Regions from separate parts of the Homo sapiens genome. Here region 2 is linked to region 1. The links are chromatin loops, found by intact Hi-C in ENCODE. Cell type or tissue: OCI-LY7. All regions are shown on one strand. Region 1 overlaps THADA (THADA armadillo repeat containing). Region 2 has its middle 56 kb from the start of ZFP36L2.

Region 1 (2,500 bases):
AATTTTTAGAAAAGTGTTATTTGATGCTCTAAGTGCAGAGATTAGTGAAAACTGTTGATGGTAATATTAGGAATATAGGAAAAGGCTGTGTTGTGTGCATGTGATTGGGTTGTAGAGCTCAATTGAAGTCATTGAATCGATGACTGTCAAGTTTTTTTTTTAAATTATTTTATGAACACAAATCTGTCTTTTTAGCCTCACACTAGCCAGTTAGGTAATGATTTTGAATTATCTAGTTTGAACATTGTAAACGTTGGTTTCATGCCAAGAATATTTAAGCCTTATTGTGTTTTCGTTTGTACATTAGGTGCGAAATTCATCCACACTTCTCTTTAGTGCCTTGATCACAAGAATTTTTGGAGTTAAAAGGGCAAAGGATGAACATTCCAAAACAAATAGGTAAGCTCCATTTAAGGCTAACTTTACTTTTTTTAAAAAATACAATATTGTCCTGGCCAAAAACAAATTTTGAAATTGTGCCTACTGTTATAGATTCATCTAGAGCATAAAACTATAAAAATACTGTAATGAATTAACCTATGCTGCCAAGTTATAAACCCTTGGGCAAAAATATCAACTGTTTAATAAGTGGACCTTTCAAAGCAACAAAAATTTAGCAAGGTAGCAAGGGGTGAAATGTAGAGCTTGTTTCTCCATGCAAAAGCTAGTGTTTTTTTTGTTTTTTTTTTTTTAATTGCATCTTCTTTAAGTAGTCCTGAAATGTCTTAACTTTACTTGTATATATTATCCTAGCTTGTATAATATCTTTAATTTTATAGGTGGAAGTTTAAATGTTTATGATCCTCTCATTAGAACATCTCTCACATTACCTTTGCATTAAACTCTTGTACTAAGAGGAGCACCTATATGTGTTAACCACAAGAAATAAACAGTGCTTTTTACTTTTGGTCTTTAGTTTTATGTTTAACCTCTAATTTGTTTTTGTCTTTAAAAAACAGCTTTTTTGTTATGCCTGAAAAGAAACCTGTGGAACCATTTTGATTTTGGGTAGTTTTTAGATAAAAATGCACAAGATCTGTTTGTTTTTAAAGAAGAAAAGCTTTGAATAGTTGTTTTTTAGCACTTAAGAGGATTTAATGGTAATCTAATTGACTTGCAGTTGTTAACACTAGATGTCACTGTTGCTGCACATTTAATTACTTCCTTAACTTTATTTAGGATCCAGTTTGGCCCAGTGGTCTTTCTCTTGAGGATCTAGAGTTATATTCAAAGCCCTATTCCCTTCTTCCCTAAAAAAGTCATTATGCTTCATATTTAAGTTTTAAGCTAATGTTTATTGAAATGCATTTTTGTGTGATGGAACTAAATCTTAGGAATTAAAAAAATATGAAATCATTTTGTGATGTACTAGTGATAATTCTAATGAAACCTACTATGGTATTTCCGAATTATCATTTAAATTGCTTCTTGTCACCCTGTAACATTCACCAGATATTTAAAAGGAAGGTAACTGGCTGTAAGTATAAATCCCTTGAGCATGTTCAGGCAATACCAGAGAGCTTTTTAATTTTTTTTTTAACTGAGTATTTTTTAAATAAATAAAACATTACTCTTGTGGAGGGATGATTATAATTTTTATTTTTTAGCCTGTTCTTAAAGAAATTCTTCCTGTCACTAACTTGAAATCACTAATATTTGTTTCTCCTTAGCTTTGTCTATTTTGTTAATAATTCTCCAGTGTGCTACAGTTTAAAACAGTTGGGTCATGTTATAAGGCCTTGATAAATACTGGTATAAATGAAATATGATATTAAGTCATCAAACAAGTAAAATTAATGTTTAAAACTGAACTTGAAGAAAATTTTTTTTTGTTTTTTATGAAGTGATTCTTGAATATATATATAAATATATATACATTTTACTATGTATAGGAGAAAATGATCAGAAAATGAGAAAACCTCATTTAGGTTGTATCTGAGGGAGGAAGAATAGGGCAGTGATACTATACAATTTTAATTTTTTGCCAAAGTTACAATGATGGAAACCTCCATTATAAATTTATTCCTCTTGGATAGGAAAGATTACAAAATATATAAGATTTCTAGAAAAAAGGAAATAGGAATGAGAAGTTTTTAACTGTGAAGAATGTGAGAGCTTTTAATTTTAGTAATCTGAAGATCGGTATGGACCATTATGTGTACAAGGCTTCTGTTCCCTGTTTAACCCATGAAGATATATTTCTTGGCAGCTCCCATTAGGTTTGCTTTGCAAAACCTTTAGTGTCTTAAATTTGCAGTTGCTTGTGATGGTTCTTTTAGTTTTAGTTTGTTTAATTATGTCACTTTTTGTTTAAATGTTTATATGCCTGTTCCTTCCAATATTAACTTTCTGAAGGAAGGACCTTTTTCATCTGTTCTGGGTACGTAATGGGCACTTTAAGAAGGCTAGTAATAATGATATCTTGGTTGGTTACTTATCCACCGGATAACTAACCTCAGCCGGTGACACACCTCACAAGTCAGTTGTTTCCTTTCACAAC
Region 2 (2,500 bases), 310 kb after region 1:
GCTGCTCACCATCCTGTGGGCTGGTGCTGTCTGCTTTTGGAATGGTCTCCTTTGGCCCCTCCATCCTTCAAGCTCAGCCTCCTTCAGGAAGCCCTCCTGGCTCCTGCAGACTGTCCCTGCAGACCCCTTCCCTTGCCTATGCCCCTTTAGCATGCGGCGCTGGCCCTCCTACGTGGTTCCCTGATGGGCCCTGTCTCCCTGAGAGCAGGATTCCAGTCCCCCTGCACTGTTGCTTGGGGAGCCCTGCAGGTCCAGGCGCCATTCCCAGCCCCACACAGCTCTGGAGACCAGAGCTTGGTTCCCAACCACATGAAGGAAGGCGCACGGAAAAACCATAAACCCGAAGGCTGAGCGGGTTATTTGTCAAAGCAGGACAGATCTGCGGCCAGGGACGTGGAGGGAGTGCGCTGGCCCTGAGTGGAAGCGAGCATTTCAGGGAGCCGGGATGAGCACCGAGGAGCTGGCACGGGCAGGGCACGGCAGGAAGGAGGCCCATTAACACTTCTGCCCCGACCACGCTTCCTCCGGCACCTCGGCCAGGATGCACACAGGCGCGTTTGTCCCACTTTCACTGCGGCACTGTGTTTGCAGCAGCCCCGGCTCCCCAAGCCCCAGGTGGGTGGGTGTTGCCTGGGCACAGATGCCCTTTATGGATGGGCAGTGCTGGAGGGAGGCAGGTTCAGAATTGACCTTAGAGCTACCTCCCTGCCAGCAATGCAGCCACTCAGGAGGCCTGGTTGCATGGAGGCCATGGCATTGCCCCCAGGGACCCCAAATCATGGGGGTAATCCCAGGAGAAAGCAGCCGCCTTTAAAAGGCGAGAGTGCCCCAAGTGAGCCCTCCCTCCAGGGCCCATCACTCTGCCTGCTGCCACCTCCTGGCACGGGGACTGTGGATTCTCATCTCCTTGAGGGGCTCCAGGTGGCAGGCCTGCCTTGGTGAGGCTCGCAAAGGAGAGGGAAAGAAGGAAACCCCATTGATGCCTCATTGCCCTCCTTCCACCATCCCAGGAGGAGTGGGGCCTCAACCAAACATCCAAGGACTACCTTCCCTTCCATCCCTTCCATGAAGCCCAGCCTGCGTTAGCCTGAGAGTTTATTCACAGAAGGGCCTTTGGTGCTCTTTCTTAGGCCAGTGGGTGACAGAAGTCACACATGCCCCAGACAAACCCTCCAGTCACGCCCCACTGAACTTCCATCCCCCATTCACACTTAGCCTCAAGACCCTCTGCCCTGCCCCAAGGCCTGCCTGGGTTCTTTTTTTCAGCTGTCTTTTGCTCATTTAACTAGGGACAGGTGCAGGCACGTGCTGGCTGACTGTCAGCGCCCCCTAGAGATGGCCCAAGGACCCGCACCCACCCCCAAGGAGGCCTCAACTGAACCTTTTCTTTGGAGGCTGGGAGGTGAAGGAAGGGAGCCTCCGTTCCCTGCCAGCCACGACGCCAAGCTCACCCCGGTGCAGTTAGCCCCTCTCTGTAGAGATCATTGTCCTCCTTTGACATCTGGGGAGACTGAGGCTGGGAGAAGAAAGAAAAGTCAAGCCCTGCCTCCTGGGGTTCTCAGTCTAGCTGGGGCGGCGTCAGGTGGGAGGGGCTCGTGAGTGGGAACAGAGCAGGTCCTCCCTGGGTGCCCGCCGGTGCCCTGCCTGCAGAGTCACAGGCACTGTGCTCCGGGTGCCCCTTCTCTCTGGCTGGGCTTGGCGTGGCAGATGGACCACCTTGAGGAGGGCAGGAGGGGCTGCCAGGCCCTCAGGAAGTCAGATGAGCTTCCCTATCTCCTGGAGCCCCCCAGGAATGGGACACCACACGGCCACAGCCACCAATGCTTGCTCACTTGGGTTTATCTCCAACCCTCTGATCCGACTGGAGGGTGTGCCACTGGCCTCAGTCACAAACCTTTTCACATCCTGCAGAACCAGATGTAAAGGTTGGCTGGCCAGGCACAACCCACCCCCGCCAATCCCCGCCACCCCCACAACACACACACAGACAGACAGAAACACTTCCTCCATGCCCAGCGCCCCTCCTCCCACACTCACCACACGGATATCCCTGCGGACACACCTCGGGCACAAATACGTTCTCCACCCACGCCCTGTCCCCTTGGGGGCATAGACAGCACACACGCCTGTGCTCGCCTCACAGCCCCCGAAACCTCCCTCCCACCACAACCCCACAGACACAAAGATGCCTCCACTCCCTTCCCAGACACTGCCCTGGCCTCAGCAAGCTCACACATTGAGACTCCACCTTGTCCGAGACTGCACGCTTGTGCCCTCACGTGCTCAGGAACCCACTCTGCAGGTATCCACATGCCCAGGAACCTGAGCCAAGCCCCTCACGACCCTAGCCTGGATCAAGTCATTTATGGTGATAAAGCACTTATTTATAGTTCACAGGTTCTGAAAGGCAAGTGTGTGTGTGTGTGTGTGTGTGTGAGAGAGAGAGAGAGAGAGAGAAAAAAAAAATGAGCAGGGTGTGGGACAAGCAGGGCAGAGAGGA

What was found. A loop is a pair of places that touch in the nucleus more often than their neighbours do. Peaks named below come from ENCODE experiments on the same cell type or tissue, not always from the same donor. Only the 100,000 strongest peaks of a DNase experiment are listed, where the experiment ranks them.
Region 2: it touches region 1 in a loop (13-fold over the local background); 3 of 110 quality-filtered maps call a loop at or near these places.

Annotation. Positions count from the first base shown.
Region 1 is chr2:43,483,133-43,485,632 of GRCh38, reverse strand. It overlaps THADA (THADA armadillo repeat containing), which reads left to right. Exons shown (of 38, transcript NM_022065.5): 26 at 308-399. Among named protein-coding and RNA genes, the nearest start is that of THADA, 110 kb to the left of the region's middle. In OCI-LY7, CTCF peaks have their summits at 935 and 1,138 (motif pointing right); a DNase peak (open chromatin) is centred at 1,162.
Region 2 is chr2:43,168,958-43,171,457 of GRCh38, reverse strand. No RefSeq gene overlaps it. Among named protein-coding and RNA genes, the nearest start is that of ZFP36L2, 56 kb to the left of the region's middle. RefSeq lists enhancers at 322-1,007, 1,214-1,508, 1,183-1,828 and a silencer at 1,932-1,991. In OCI-LY7, CTCF peaks have their summits at 1,123, 1,329 (motif pointing left) and 2,316; DNase peaks (open chromatin) are centred at 1,307, 1,917 and 2,277.